4 separate regions of the Homo sapiens genome follow, and all the other regions are linked to region 1. A link is a contact called in ENCODE Hi-C or POLR2A ChIA-PET data. All regions are on one chromosome and are shown on one strand. Each heading gives the region's core, a stretch centred on a gene start or an enhancer-like site at or near the end of the contact. The rest is flanking DNA. Distances are from core to core; before and after follow the strand shown. Region 1 overlaps LOC107985856 (a long non-coding RNA gene). Region 2 overlaps HS1BP3 (HCLS1 binding protein 3). Region 3 has its middle 29 kb from the start of PUM2. Region 4 overlaps LOC105373465 (a long non-coding RNA gene).

Region 1 (3,646 bases), core at 432-2,931:
GCCTGAGCCAGAGCTGCAGCCCAAGGGGGCCCTGGGGTGGGGTCTGGATAATGTCACAGCTGCTCCCGGCAGCTGCCCGCATGACAGCCCATTACCCAAGTGGAGGCAGAAGAGAAGTTGCTACCAGAGAGGGGGCCCTCAGAGAGTGGAAGGGCGGGTCCAGCCGCCCATCAAAGGGAACAGTGTGTGGGCAGAAGGCTGCCTGGCCACGGCCAGGCCCAGCCCCCACAGAGGGATCAGAGCACCCAAGGCCCTGACCGCCTCTGAGTCATTGACCTTCATCTTCAAAGATCCTTCCCTAGAGACTCCTGTGATTCTTCCCTCCCCGAGTGACCTGGTGTCACTGTAAGTGTCTCAAAGTCTTTATTCTCGTTCTGTACCATCTTCCCCTACCCTTCTGCACATCACATGGCTTCCCAGGAGGAACAGTTTCTCCAGGATGGCCCTGTGTCTCTTCAGGGTGATGCCTGCCTGCGACTCCCTCAGCCTGGGGAAGGAGGAGGCTGGGCCTCTCTCTCAGACCCCTGCCTGGGAATCCACCCCTCCGTGGACTTGGAGACCTGCACACTGGCCTGGCTTCCTCAACCCATCTATACCACAGGGAAAAGGGAGTGGGAAGGACTTTCTAGTATAAATGGGACCTTCAACACCTGTGAAAAGAAGGCGGAGGGGAACGGACCTAATGAGCTAATGCAACATGTGGATCTGGTTTAGATTCTGGTTTGAGTAAACCAATCACAAAAGACATTTTTGCAACAATTGCAGAAACACTAATACGGACTATTAGATGATATTAAGGAATTAGTGTTAATTTTGATGGATATGATCACGATATTATGTTTATATAGACAACTGTTTTTGCATTTTAGAGACGCATACTGAAGTATTTAGGGTAAAACGTGTGTCAGTAATATTCTTTAAAATACTCAAGCAAAAAAAAAAGTCAATGAAGCAGATACAGCAAAATGTTAACAATTATTAAATCCAGGTGATGGGTATTGTGGGTTTATTATGTTATCCTCTCAATTTTCTGTATGTTTAATCCTTTTCATAATAAAAATTGTAAGATGGAAGAAGAAAAGGAAGAGAGGGGAAAGGGAAGAGAAGGAGGAGGAGGAGGGAGGGGGGAGGGCCGGCGGAGAAGTGGGAGGAGGAAGAAAGTCATAGACCTCCAGCAGGGTCAGTGTTCTCCACAGGATAGGGCAAGACACCCCAAAGTTGGCCTTGACTTTAACAGTCTTGATTCTAACAATCAGAGGTCCTTGGCTGCTCCTGGCACGGCCCTTCCTGGCAATAGCTTGCCCAGGCTCTCTGAGGGCCCAAGCCCAGCAGGAATGGATCACAGTCCCCAGTGTTGGCTACCTCATTGCTATGAGCTCTGAGATCTGGCCAGGCACATGATACAGGAGGCAGTGCCTTGAGATGTGATGAATTGATTTCAGGCAGAAAACCTGAGGACTTGGCCCAGCAGACCCCCCAGGAAGCTGGAGCCCACGTCATTGGCAGTGCAGCCAAGCATGAGCTAACCTGTCTGTGTTTGCAGCAATCAAGACAGCACGATCCTTCCCAGAAGTCAGAGTTGGCTCGTACAAGCACAAGAGAAGTCATCTGCAGATCCGACAGCAAGAGTGGTCTTGCCAAGCTGGGTCTTTACGGGAATAGCCAGGGCACCACCCACACACACATACCTCGGGCCCCCAGGCTTAGCCCTCCTGGAGAGAGGATGCAGCCCATCGCCATTCACCATCCGGTCTCCAACATGCCTGGAAGCTAGCATCAGCCCTGATGCCTGCAGGGTGCGCAGTGTGAGCTCCCCAGGGGTCTCTGTACCAGGAGTCTGAAGTTCAGTGAAAGATTTCAGAAGTGGGCAAGGTGTTCCTCCTGTTCTGGGTATCCACACACTCAACAAACATTCGCTGAGCACATACTTGTTGCTGTGGCCAACCACTGTCAGACTGAGGGCCACAGGGATGAGTACATTGCAAGCCCTGCCCACTGAGGCTCGCAGTCTGTGGAGGGAACAGCACCAGACTCCGACCAACCCAGACCAACCTGGGAGGGATCAAAGCATGGGGTTCTGCTCTGTGTGGCCTGGCAGGGTGGCAGCACCTCTGCAGCCATGACCAGCACGGGCTAGCAGGCTCCTGGAGAGATGTAACAGAAGATAGAAAGTAGCTGTTCTCGAAGCGTGGCCTCCACACCTCCAGCAGCAGCATCCTCTGGGAACTTAACTAAAAATGCAAATTTCCAGGTCCTGCCCCAAACCTACTACCTTAGTTTGTGATGCTATAAAAAAGTACCATAGACTGGGTGGGTGGCTTATAAAACAACAGAAATTTCATTTTTACAGTTCTGGAGGCTGGTAGCCTGAGATCAGAGTGCCAGCATGGTTAGTGTCTGATGAGGGCCCTCTTTTGGTTGCAGAAAATGGCCTTTTCATTGTAACCTCACATGGCAGAAAGGGGGTGAGAGAGCTCTCTGGGGTCCCTTTCATAAGGGCACTAATCCCATTGGTGAAGTCTCCACCCTCATGACCTGACCACCTCCCAGAGGTCTCATATCCTAATACCATCACATTAGGGGTTAAAATGTCAAAACATGAATTTTGGGCAGGATTGGTGGGGGCAGATATAATCAGTCCATAACACCTGCTATATCAGAAACCGGAACTGGAGCCTAGAACACTGTGTTTAACAAGCCCTCCAGGTGATGCAGGTGCATGTTCAAGTTTGAGAACAGAAGGCTTCACCTACTTGAGGTGTGGCCCGGGTGTGGTGGCTCACACTTGTAATCCTAGCACTTTGGGAGGCTGAGGCAGGCAGATTGTCTGAGCTTAGGAGTTCGAGACCAGCCTGGGCAACATAGTGAAACCCCATCTCTACTAAAATACAAAAAATTAGCCGGGCATAGCAGCATGTGCCAGCAGCTACTCGGGAGGCTGAGGCAGGAGAATCGCTTGAACCTGGGAAGCAGAGGCTGCAGTGAGCTGAGATCGTGCCACTGCACTCCAGCCTGGGCAACAGAGCGAGACTCCATCTCCAACAAAAAAAAAAAAAAAAGAAAAAGAAAAGAAAAAAGAAAAGGGAGTTGTGAGGAAGCAGATTTCAGTTAAAGGGAAAAAACAAACTTTCCAACTGACAGCTGCTAAGCAATGAACCCAACAGCCTCATTCACCCATAGTGAATTCCCATGCCTGGACGTCTGGAATGTAGGCTGGGAATATTCTCCAGGACAGGCTAGGTTATAATGTCCTACTATACAAACAGCCCCCAAATCTCAACAAGCTTAACCCTTGCTCATGCAAAGTCTGCTGCAACTCGGGCAGCCCTCCAGGGCACTGTCTTCTTGCAGTGCCTCGGTGGGCCTGGCTGCTTTGATCTGGGGCTTTGCTGTCTCAACACAGGCACTTGTCTGTGATCAGTCCCGAAAGGGAAGAGGGACTTCCCTCTTCCCTGGGGAATGGCTCAGGGACTTTCACTGCCTCAGCTCAGAATTGTGACAAACATTACTTTTGCTCCTATCTCACAGGTCAGAAATGCCACTCGGCCCCTCGTAACTGCAAAGGGACTGAAAGGTGTGGTCTCCCAGAGGTCCAGGAAGGAAAGAAGCCCTGGGAAGTTTCCCACAAGGCCCAGCTTCTTCTCAA
Region 2 (3,646 bases), core at 718-3,217, 130 kb before region 1:
CTTGCCCTCAGTACCCAGGGATGGTCCTGAGTGACCGTAACACTGCCAGGGCTTTTTGCCCACCCACCAGTGGGAGATTAGAGGTCTGGGGTCATGACAGAGTCTTGGTGGGCCCTGGCCGAGGCCATCCTCAGCTCTCACTGGGTTCCGTCTGGCACCCGTGTGGCCCACAGCGGGGCACTGTGGGCGGGCCAAGCCTGTACCACCATGGCTCAGCGCCCCTGGTTATTCTTTCTCTGGCTGAACTTGCTTTGGATGAGGGCTCAGCTTCTAAGGGCCGATGTCCTGTTCCTTCCAACAAAGGCACTGTCACATACCATCCCCTCGAGGTCACTCGGCCTCCTGGGACTCCAGCGTCCTCATCTGCGTGATGGAAGCACAGTCATGCCTCCCCAGAGTGGCGTTTTGAGGATAAGATATGATAACGTGTCTGAAGTGCTGTACAGAGCGGGAACTCTGTACATAGTAGCTGGTGGTTATTTCTGAAGGGATTGGAGGGAAAGCCCCCTACAGAAGGCAGCGTGTGTCAAGTGGGGTCACCTGAAGAGCAACTCTCAGGAGGCTGCGTGGGGCCTGCCCTGTGCCTGCTTTGCTGTGGGTGGGAGGGAAGGAGAGCCCTGGCCTTCGTGTCTCCTCTGGGCAGGATGGGTGGAGGGGCCAGAGTGGAATGGGGCAGAGCAGGGCGGGGCCTTGACCTGGCCGAGGCTGGGCTCCCTGCCGCTGCCCAGCCCCGTGTGGGCACTGGCATTGCCTGGGGTCTTGTTCCTGTCACGGGGTGGCAGTGTTATGCTCAGGGTTCCTCCCTGTGGTTCCCTAGAGTTGAAGAGGACTTGGACCAGATTCTGAACCTGGGAGCTGAGCCCAAACCCAAGCCCCAGCTTAAGCCCAAGCCACCAGTGGCAGCTAAGCCGGTGATACCCAGAAAACCAGCTGTTCCCCCCAAAGCGGGCCCGGCTGAAGCTGTGGCTGGGCAGCAGAAGCCGCAGGAGCAGATCCAAGCCATGGACGAGATGGACATCTTGCAGTACATCCAGGACCACGATACACCAGCCCAGGCCGCCCCCAGCCTCTTCTGACCCTTCCATGCTGGCCCCTGGCCCAGCAGGCCTGTCTGTGGGGACATCGGTGTGAAGGGAAGGGACTGGGCCCTGCAGGGTCAGAACCTCCCCACCCCCAGGGGAGGCCAGGCAGAAGCCTGGGTCACAGCACCCAGAACTGCATGGTTCCATTTTCTCCGGGGCTGTGGGGCCAAAGTAGAAGCCTGCGGGCTGCGGGAGCGGCTCTCACCCTAGGAGCCAGAGCCCAATGTGTCTTATTCCCCGTGGACATGAAGGGGAGGGAGGGTGTGGGGATGCCTTGCCAACCAGAAGCCCAGCCCCAAGGATGAAGCAAGACATGTGGGGCCGTAGCGAGGTGTCACATGGGGCAGGGAAGCTTCATGCCCACGGGTTCTGCCAGCCCCAGCACAGACCCAAACTGGGGCTGGGCCTCTATCCCTCCTCTGCCTCTGTTCGCATAGTAAGAAGGAGTGACCGGTATCCTCCCCTTCCCCTACCCTAAGCTGTAGCCTGGGTGACTGACTGGCCTGGGCCTGGGGTGGGGACGTCCCCAAGCCAAATTACTCCAGGGCCTCTGCTCCTCGTGGCTGCCAGGGGCCTGCAGGGTCTGGGTGGGTCTCCCAGGAGAGGAATACTGAGTGGGAGATCGGCTGTCTGGAGTGTTCTGATGCAAGTCTCTCTCTCCTGAGCCTCCTCTTGATGCAAGCTCTAAAGGGAGAAGTCAGGCCCTGCCTCTCCAGGGTATAGACGGCCCTGCTAGGCCCCAGTTCTTCCTCCTTCCCCCTTTCCCAGGAAAGGCCAGCCCAGTCCATGGCCTTCTTGGGCCTCTGGGCACAGAGCCAATGTTCGTCATTGCAGCTCTCAGCAAACTGGGTCATAGCTTTCCCCACAGCTCAGCCTGGGGCCTGGGCAGGGCTCCCAGCCTGCACCGCCTCCCACTGCCAGTGGGGCATGATTCTCTCAGGCTTCTGCCCCGAGGCCTTCGTCGTCCTCAGGGTCTGGACTTGGTCAGTGGCCTTTCACCAGTGGAGCTGCCTTCCCAGGGAGAAGGAGCCGTGCGCCAGGGCAGGGCCCGTGCCTTAGACTTCTCCCGACCCCCAGAGCGCTGGTACACAGGTCTAGGCACCACACAGTGCTTTGGAAATTCTCAGTGAATGATGTTTAATAAAGCAAAAAATGTCAAGGTGTCTTTCTTGGATATAATTCTTCATGTTCAGAGCTAGTTTTTTGTTTTGTTTTGTTTTGTTTTTTAATGAAACAGTAGTTTTAAAGGAAATGCAACCACTATTGCTCCTTGGCCCTGTCCTGCCTGGCAGAAGCATTGAGCGGGTGGGACTAGGACCTCAGACCCTTTTCTGATAGACACCAAAGCCAGCCCTGAGGGAGCCCCCGGCTGATGGTGCGGGTGGTTTGCAGCCATCAGTGTTGAGTGTCTCAGCTCCTGGCCCGTGCCAGGACCTGTCTGCTCTGTCCTGCATCTGATCACGTCCCTCTCCAGCTGTGGCGCCCTGTCCTGAGCAGCTTCCCCTCCACCAGTGCTAGAGTGAGAGGAAACAGGTGGTTTTGGGGTCGAGAGCTGACTCCCTCCTCCTCCGTCTTAACCCAGGCTCAGAGGGTCAGCTCCCTCCCCAGGGCTCTGAGCCAGCTCTGGGACAGCTCCAGCACCGGCTCCACCCATTTGCCTTCCCCCTTCACACCCGCCCCTCCTTCCCAGCACTCAGCCCCGGGCCCTGCATCCCTTGCTGACTGCAGCGGAAGGTCTCAGTAGGAGTGGGGAGGGGATGGGGCCAGGTCTTCCTCCGAGAGGTGGCTCCAGCTCTCCTCTGGGCTTTGTCCCCTCCCTGCCCTTTCTGCACCCTGATGCTGGCTCCCTGCCTCCTGCTCCCCACCTGCTTTGGGTCAAGTGACATAGGAGCAGAGGGCACAGCGGGGTAGGTGGCCACAGGGGCTGGTGCTCTGCTTGGGGTCACTGGCAGAACCTGGCCTGCCCGTTGTGTATTCATCCACTGTGGACGCCACCTCCTCAGTGGTCTGGACTCTCTGGACACCATCACAAAGACCCCCAGATATTGATGCTCCAGTATCTGTGGCTTGTTCTTCACCCACAGGACTGCGACTCATGGCCAATCAATGATCCTTGTCGCCTGATAAAGCCTGTGCCTGTGACCCATTCCAGCCTGTGTTAGTGATGTTCTTTTCTGTGCCTAGGCTGATGGCAGACCACCAGGGAGGGGAGAGGGGGAGAGGATTGTCCTTTAAAACAATGGACTCAGCCAGGGAAGCTGCCCTGCCCCAGTCACCCAGGCTGCTGCTTAGGGTAGGGGAAGGGGAGGATTCTGGTCACTCCTCACTATGCCAACCAAGGCAGAGGAGGCATAGAGTCCCAGGCCCAGTGTGGTCATCGGGCCAGTAACTGCACAGCCAAGACCCATGTAGAAAGAAAGAGGACCCCTTTCTGTCTCCAGACCTACCCCCTATTCTCCCACAGTGGAGATGGTCTAGGCTTGGACTGGCCCTGGGGCCCTTTCAGGTCTGACATCAGATGGCCCTGCGCCTCTGTCAGCAAACCCGCCCTGGCCTTCAGGGCT
Region 3 (3,646 bases), core at 747-3,246, 110 kb after region 1:
GATAATTCAATGGAGAATTGTCTTTACAACAAATGATGTTGGGAGACTGGATAGCTACGTGAAAATAAATGAATTTGGACTCTAACAGCTTAGTCCCTGGGCTGCTGGGGGAGGGAGAGGGTAGAAGGGAGGCGTGGCTGCTGGGGCCCCCTCTAGACAAGCACTCTGGTCCCCAACCTGCTGTTCCAGGGGTTCCTTCCAAGCACACTCTTTCCCCAACAAGATCATTCCATTTTTGTCCCCGTCATTTGGGAAAATGTAGTTTCTCCTAGCTTAACCATGCCTTCAGCAACACAGAGCCATGCATGCTTCTCAGATGTAGCTCCTTGGATCTCTGGTCACAATGGGCCTTTTAGGAAGCACTGGGGCCTCACACACCCTGGCAAGAAGCCCAGGGAGAGGGTCCTGCATGAGGTGGAGTGGAGCAGCCCAGGGCCTTTGATACCCTGGACAATATTGGTGTCAAGAAATTCTTTCTGTATGAACAGACGCTTCTCAGAAAAAGACATTTATGCAGCCAATAAACATGAAAAAAAAGCTCAACATCACTGATCATTAAAGAAATGCAAATCAAAACCACAATGAGATACTATCTCACACCAGTCAGAATGGCAATTATTAAAGTCAAGAAACAGGCTGCGCACGATGGCTCATGCCTGTAATCCCAGCCCTTTGGGAGGCCGAGGGGGACAGATCACTAAGGTCAGAAGTTTGAGACCAGCCTGGCCAACATGGTGAAACCCCGTCTCTACTAAAACTTACAAAAATTAGCTGGACGAGGTGGCACACGCCTGTACTCCCAGCTACTTGGGAGGCTGAGGTGGAAGGATCGCTTGAACCCGGGAGGTGGAGGTTGCAGTGAGCTGAGATCGCGCCACTGCACTCCAGCCTTGGCAACACAGTAAGATTCTGTCTAAAAATAAAAAAAAAAAAAAGTCAAGAAACAACAGATGCTGGCGAGGATGTGGAGAAATAGGAATGCTTTTACACTGTTGGTGGGAATGCAAATTTGTTGAACCATTGTGGAAGACAGTGTGGCGATTCCTCAAGAATCTAGAACCAGAAATACCATTTGACCCAGCAATCCCATTACTGGATATATACTCAAAGGAATATAAATCATTCTATTATAAAATGCATGCACACGTATGTTTATTGCAGCACTATTCACAATAGCAAAGACACGGAATCAACCCAAATGCCCATCAATGGTAGACTGGATAAAGAAAATGTGGCACATATACACCATGGAATACTATGCAGCCATATAAAGAAATGAGATTATGTCCCTGAGAGAGACATGGATGGAACTGGAAGCCATTATCTTCAGCAAACCAGCACAGGAACAGAAAACCAAACACTGCATGTTCTAACTTATAAGTGGGAGCTGAACAATGAGAACACATGGACACAGGGAGGGGAGCAAAACACACTAGGGCCTATTGTGGGGTGGGCAGGGGGAGGGAGAGCATCCGGATAAATAGCTAATGCGTGCGTGGCTTAATACCTCGGTGATGGGTTGATAGGTGCAGCAAACCACCATGGCACACGTTTACCTATGTAACAAAACTGCACATCCTGCACATGTACCTGGAACTTAAAATTTTAAAAAAAGAAAAAAGAAATCCTTTTAAGAACACTCTGGGACACAAATGATGGGAACAAGACCAAGTCCTGATTTCTGAAAGCTCCGTGGCCCTACAGCCCCAGGAGCAAGAAGGAGAAAGTGATTGTCAACTCAGAGACCTCGAGTAGGTGCCAGGCCTCTCCCATCTGTCAAGGCAGGAACAGCTGGCCACAGCCTCCAAGCTTCAGCAAAGCCAGGCAAAGAAGCAGCCGTTCCTGCCCTATCTACTGAACCCAGTATTTCCCACCCACGAGAGCCCTATAAGGACAGGACAGAGTCCTGGGAGAGGAGCTGCCTCACGGCCCAAGAGCAATCTTGGCACCGCTCCCTACGGGAGCACCAGGCCCAGGCAAAGGCTGGGAGGGTGGACGCCCAGGCCTGGACTGGGGGCTGCCGCCCTCTAGTGGGCCCAGAGGGACAGAGGGAGAGAGAAGAACTGGACAGAGAGAAAGAGGAGAAAGAGGAGAAAGACAGAGAGAGAGAGAGAGAGAGGGCGTCAAGGCAAAGGGGAAACAGAAGGACATGGACAGGCGAGAAGTAGGGAGAAGCAGTCTCATTCCCGGGCAATTCAGCTTCCCACTGGGCAGTGCATATTTCACCTGATTTGTACATTGGTCCCTGAGAGCTCTGTGAGGGCGAGTGTGGCCAGGGCTCTCATTCATCACCAATAGCTCTGACGGAGTTGGGAATTCCTGAGCCACTGTTCTTTGCTGATCTTATCCGGCTGCCTCCTCCTGTGAGATTGCACCGAGGACCCGCTGCCAGATGGGTCAACTTAGGTGTCATCTCCTTCTGACTCCAACTGTCCCATCCATTCCTCTGATTTCCACCCAATCCTTATATTTTTGCTAAATCTGTAGTTCTATTCTTGACCTCCCTCCAGAGCTTCAGACCTGTACACCAAGTTATCCACTGAACACCCCTCGTGCACGCCCCTGAAACACCTCACACTCACTATGTGCAAAATGGAGCTCATCGCCTTCCCCAAACCCACTCCTCTTTGTGGCGTCTCTAATCTTCAGCAACCCTACCATGTTTACTTAACATGGTAAACACTGCGAGGGGCCACCAAGGCTCCCCTCAGGAATGAGGGGTTTATTCTCCCAACTGCTAGAAGCACTGCCGGCAGAAAACCAGGGGTTTCCTCAACTGCAGAGAGCCCCTCACCCAAGCTCATTCCTTTCCCAGAAAGGTCCACATCCTGTGACCCATCAATGTGAGAACACAAAGACCCAGACCCGTTGCCCCGGCTGGCACAACTCTGCAGGGTGGTCCCAGTTTTGCAGCTCCCGGGAGGGTCAGAGGGCTCTCTGTTGAAGCTGTACTGCAGCTCACTTTCTCCATCTGCCCAATCCTGCTTCCTCCCCTTCCCTTCCGTAGGCATTGAGCCCAAAAGAACAGCCGAATCAACCTTTGGATGTCTGTCTGAGACTTTTTTCCCAGGAGTGCATTCTGCATGGCGCCAATCAGAATCCCAAAAGAAAAAATCCCAAACACCATAATCGCAAATGGTGAAATCCTGAAAGATCTAAAATCCCTACCATCTAAAATCCTAAATATCACAACCCCAAAAGACTAAAATCCTGAAAGCTGAATTCTGAGAAAGGAATTCGAACATTTTCAGTTGTAGGCAGGACAGTTGTATCATGTCAGTTGCACCACATTAAGCAGAACTATTACTTCATTATTGTTTTTATTTGCATTTGGTGGAAAATTCAGATGAGTGGATTGGCCACTTATCTGAACGACAACAAAAATTACAGTTTAAAAATGCGTCATTTTCTGCATTGGTGAATATTCCATCTGGCTGATGAAATTCCAGGAGCTTTTAATAAATATAAAGCTTCATTTGCCTGAAGAAGCCAGCAAAGTTATTGACTGGTTTGAAAATAATTATGTTCATGGTAGAATAAGAAGACATGGTGTTGCTGTCCTATCGCCAGTATTGCTTCCACCAAATTCATGATCTGTATATGAGGGCATGTGAAATGGATTTCTGAGTCCCCAAAACAACATAGA
Region 4 (3,646 bases), core at 788-3,287, 72 kb after region 1:
ATCCCAGCAACTTAGGAGGCTGAGACAGGAGAATCGCTTGAATCTGGGAGGCAGAGGTTGCAGTGAACTGAGATCATGCCATTGCATTCCAGCCTGGACAACAAAAGCAAAACTCCGTCTCAAAAAAAAAAAAAATACCCAAGAAGCCCCAGCTCCAATGCACTGTCAGAGCCTTCCAAAGTCCTCTTTTGTCACCACCTCATGGGGGTGGCTTCCAGTGACTACCGAGCAGACCATCAGACACTTATTCTCTGGTCATTCCAGGCATGTGACACATTGCCAGCCACTGGCATTGCCAAGAAGCTTGGGACGGACTGCTACCATAGTCACCTCAGGGGCATTACAAGCAGATGTGCCCGAAGTACTAGAAAGTTAATATCTATTTACTCATTTATTTTTGAGATGGAGTCTTGCTCTGCCGCGCCCAGGCTGGAGTACAGTAGCACCATCTTGGCTCACTGCAACCTCCCCCTCCTGGGTTCAAGTGATTCTCCTGCCTCAGTCTCCCAGGCAGCTGGGATTACAGGCACCTGCCACCACGCCCTGCTAATTTTTTGTATTTTTAGTAGAGACGGGGGTTTCACCATATTGGCCAGGCTGGTCTCGAACTTCCGACCTCAGGTGATCCCCCCCGCCTCGGCCTCCCAAAGTGCTGGGATTACAGGTGTGAGCCACTGCGCCTGGCCAAAGTTAATATTTATATTATCCAAAACCAGAGGTTCTACAGGAACAAGTATTTACTTCCCTTTGTACAGAGGCCCACCTGCTAGGGCAATGGTTAGGTGCACATGACATAAACCAGGCAATGTTAGAGGTACGTGCATATGGTATCTTTGCAGGGGTAAGGGATGGTTTTAACATAGGCCTTGGAGATTTCTAGGAGATTGGTCATTTCCTTAAACAGCTTATTTCTGGCATGAAAAACTTCCATCTTCAACACTCTTACTCCCTCCCATTACTTCAATTTCTACCTTTACTCCTAAATATGCAGCTACAGCCTTGACTTGGTTCTCGAGCTCCAGATTTGGCAAACTCACCTATCGCCACAGAGAAGTCTCACGGCCAAGCTGAATAAAATAAAACGCTTCTCTTTGCTGTAAGCCCACTCCTCCTCCCATCTTCCCTGTTCCTGTGAGCCATAACACATTCACCTCATCATCAAGGGTCACACCCTTAGAATCCTCACCGACAGCTCCTAACCCACAAGCAGGAAGGCTGGGCAGTGCACCCTCACTGCTTGTCTCAGACCCCTCACGTCCCTCATACCTACTGTCACAGCCCCAGGTCACCTAGAAAGCTGCTCTCCTCCCTCCTTTTCTTACAGCACAACGAGCCAGATTCATCTTCCAAAGCACCGCTGTCCTCTCCAAGCTGCAGTCTCTCACTCTCTTGCCCTTAGAGTAAGTCCGAATGCCTCACCCGGGCCTCCATGATCCAGCCAAGCTGCCCTTGCAGCCTTTCCTCCCCGCACCCCACCGGCATCCCCTGGGCTGCCCAATCAGCCTCCACCAGATTCCCAGGCAGGGGAGCCACGGGGGAATGTCCAGTGTTGGAGCTGGAAGCCAGGGACGCTGACTTTAGAACTGTCTGGTTGCTGTGGAGCCTCATGGAGTCTTCCCAGGTCTGTCTCCCTGTTTGAGGCTTGCACTCCAGAGGCCCCTCTGGGCAATAATGAACCACCGGGAGTGGTGCCGGGATCGCAGACAGAGATGGACTGCCTGGAGCAGGGTCACCAGGACCAAGGCAGTAACTCAGGTCTGTCAGCGACTTTGTCCACTTCGTCTGTCTCTCAGGCAATTCCTAGAGCTGTGGGAGGGCCCAGGACATGCCCACACCCAGCCACAGTGAGAATGAGGCTGGTTGCTCCTCACTTCTGTTAAATCAAACTAAATTTGGCCTGAGAAAGCCTCTGTACTCACATACTTGAGTTCTTACTTAGGAACAACAAGCTAACTTAGTACCTAAACAAACTGAAAACTCAACTCAGCAGTATGCTTCTGTAACAATGGCTGAGTCTCAGCCAGTCGCAGGCGGCCAGCTGTTCAGACCTTGTACCAATGAGGAAAACGCTGAGCTGTAACTAACCCAGCTGTTTCTGTAGCTCACAATTCCTGTATGTCACCTTCCTTTTTCTGTCCATAAATCTTATCTGACCATGTAGCAGCCCTGGAGTCTCTGAATCTATTCTGATTCTGGGGGCTATCAAATTCAGAAATCATTTTGGTTGTTTTTTTTCTTTTCTTTTCTTTTTTTTTTCAATTAAACTCTGTTAAATTTAATATGTCTAAAGTTTTTCTTTTAACAGATTTGGTGTCAGAAGTGAGAATACAGAGTAAAACTTCAGCAACCCCCAGGAACACCAGGGAACCAGACCAGATACCTGCGAAGCCAGCTGTGCCCACTGATTTCTTGTTTGTAACTGGAGGTCGTGGCTGAATTTTCTCTCAGATTCCAAGATCCAAGAATTTGTGTTCTCAGCTCTCCAAGTTTGTTTGAGCAATCTTTGGACTGGGCTGGGTTTGGGATTGGATTGGATTCAATAATCAACCGGATTAGATTCAGTTAGAGGCTGAGGGCCTCAGGTGGGTACCTTTTTGGTAATGAGTTCATCTCAATTCAAAGAGCCTGGGACTCCACATTCTGGGACTCCAGCTACTTTTATGTATAAAATTATGGGCCCAGAACATGTGCATTTTCAGAAAAAATGGGTTAACCTCACTGAGACAACTTAGAAAAGATAATGGGGAAGTTTTAATTTGGTTAAAATTATTTATTTGCAAGTCATATGAGAAAAAAGGAATCAGAATCCCACATAAAAACAATAGTATGTATCCTTTAATTAGTATAGGAAGATCTAAAAGACTGAACAAATCAAAAATTGCATCCGTAAAAGATTCTTTGCAAAAAGCAAGTGAAAATCTTAAACAACAGACTAAGGACATCATAAAAGAGGACTAAGGCCGAGCACAGTGGCTCATGTCTGTAATCCCAGCACTTTGGAAGGTCAAGGTGGGAAAATTGCTTGAGTCCAGGAGTTCGAGACCAGCATGGGCAACATAGTGAGACCTCATCTCTACAAAAACATAAACAAAATTAGCCAGGTATAGTGGTTTACACCTGTAGTCCTAGCTACTTGGGAGGCTGAGGTGGGAAGATTGCTTGAGCCCAGGAGGTTGAGGCTTCAGTGAGCCAAGATTGCACCACTACACTCCAGTCTGAGCAACAGAGTGAGATCCTGTCTCAAAATAATCATTAATAGTAATAACAATAAATTACAATAAATTATTTTTGTTGTTGTTTTTTTGAGATGGAGTTTTGCTTTTGTTGCCCAGGCTGGATGGAGTGCAGTGGCACGATCTCAGTTCACCACAACCTCTGCCTTCCGGGTTCAAGCAATTCTCCTGCCTCAGCCTCCCTAGTGGGCTGGGATTACAGGTGCATGCCACCATGCCTGGCTAATTTTATATTTTTAGTAGAGATGGGGTTTCACCATGTTGGTCAGACTGGTCTCAAACTCCCGACCTCAGGTGATCCACCTGCCTCAGCCTCCCAAATTGTTGGGATTACAGGCGTGAGCCACCACGCCCGGCCTATAATAAATTAATTTTTAAACTTTCCACTGGTAAGATACTTTGAAAAGAAACAA

The links. A loop is a pair of places that touch in the nucleus more often than their neighbours do. ChIA-PET counts read pairs that join two places held with the same protein, here RNA polymerase II (POLR2A). Pooled maps may share reads with other maps.
Region 2: a loop to region 1 is called in a map of sigmoid colon, with 8 times the contacts of the local background. The contact joins two enhancer-like sites. A Hi-C loop is called at or near these places in 4 of 168 maps with a recorded cell type or tissue (IMR-90, MCF 10A, PC-9 and 1 more) and 2 of 50 pooled maps. POLR2A ChIA-PET finds 5 or more read pairs at or near these places in 1 of 52 experiments (K562).
Region 3: a map of astrocyte of the cerebellum shows a loop between it and region 1 (4-fold over the local background). The contact joins two enhancer-like sites. A Hi-C loop is called at or near these places in 1 of 168 maps with a recorded cell type or tissue (astrocyte of the cerebellum).
Region 4: a loop to region 1 is called in a pooled map, with 2.2 times the contacts of the local background. The contact joins two enhancer-like sites. A Hi-C loop is called at or near these places in 2 of 37 single-sample maps with no recorded cell type and 9 of 50 pooled maps. POLR2A ChIA-PET finds 5 or more read pairs at or near these places in 5 of 52 experiments (AG04450, GM12878, H1 and 2 more).

The regions. Positions count from the first base shown.
Region 1 is chr2:20,488,791-20,492,436 of GRCh38, reverse strand. LOC107985856 (a long non-coding RNA gene) reads left to right here. Exons shown (of 4, transcript NR_157978.1): 2 at 3,529-3,646. Among named protein-coding and RNA genes, the nearest start is that of RHOB, 44 kb to the right of the region's middle. Within about 2 kb of position 1,681, at least 8 of the 41 ENCODE cell types and tissues checked have a DNase peak (open chromatin) inside an H3K27ac peak, as active enhancers do.
Region 2 is chr2:20,616,417-20,620,062 of GRCh38, reverse strand. It overlaps HS1BP3 (HCLS1 binding protein 3), which reads left to right. Exons shown (of 7, transcript NM_022460.4): 7 at 818-2,245. The coding sequence ends at 1,076. Among named protein-coding and RNA genes, the nearest start is that of HS1BP3-IT1, 26 kb to the right of the region's middle. RefSeq lists enhancers at 1,855-1,964, 2,349-3,240. Within about 2 kb of position 1,967, at least 29 of the 41 ENCODE cell types and tissues checked have a DNase peak (open chromatin) inside an H3K27ac peak, as active enhancers do.
Region 3 is chr2:20,377,586-20,381,231 of GRCh38, reverse strand. No RefSeq gene overlaps it. Among named protein-coding and RNA genes, the nearest start is that of PUM2, 29 kb to the right of the region's middle. Within about 2 kb of position 1,996, at least 12 of the 41 ENCODE cell types and tissues checked have a DNase peak (open chromatin) inside an H3K27ac peak, as active enhancers do.
Region 4 is chr2:20,417,547-20,421,192 of GRCh38, reverse strand. LOC105373465 (a long non-coding RNA gene) reads left to right here. Exons shown (of 5, transcript XR_001739317.2): 3 at 2,306-2,582. Among named protein-coding and RNA genes, the nearest start is that of RHOB, 28 kb to the left of the region's middle. Within about 2 kb of position 2,037, at least 19 of the 41 ENCODE cell types and tissues checked have a DNase peak (open chromatin) inside an H3K27ac peak, as active enhancers do.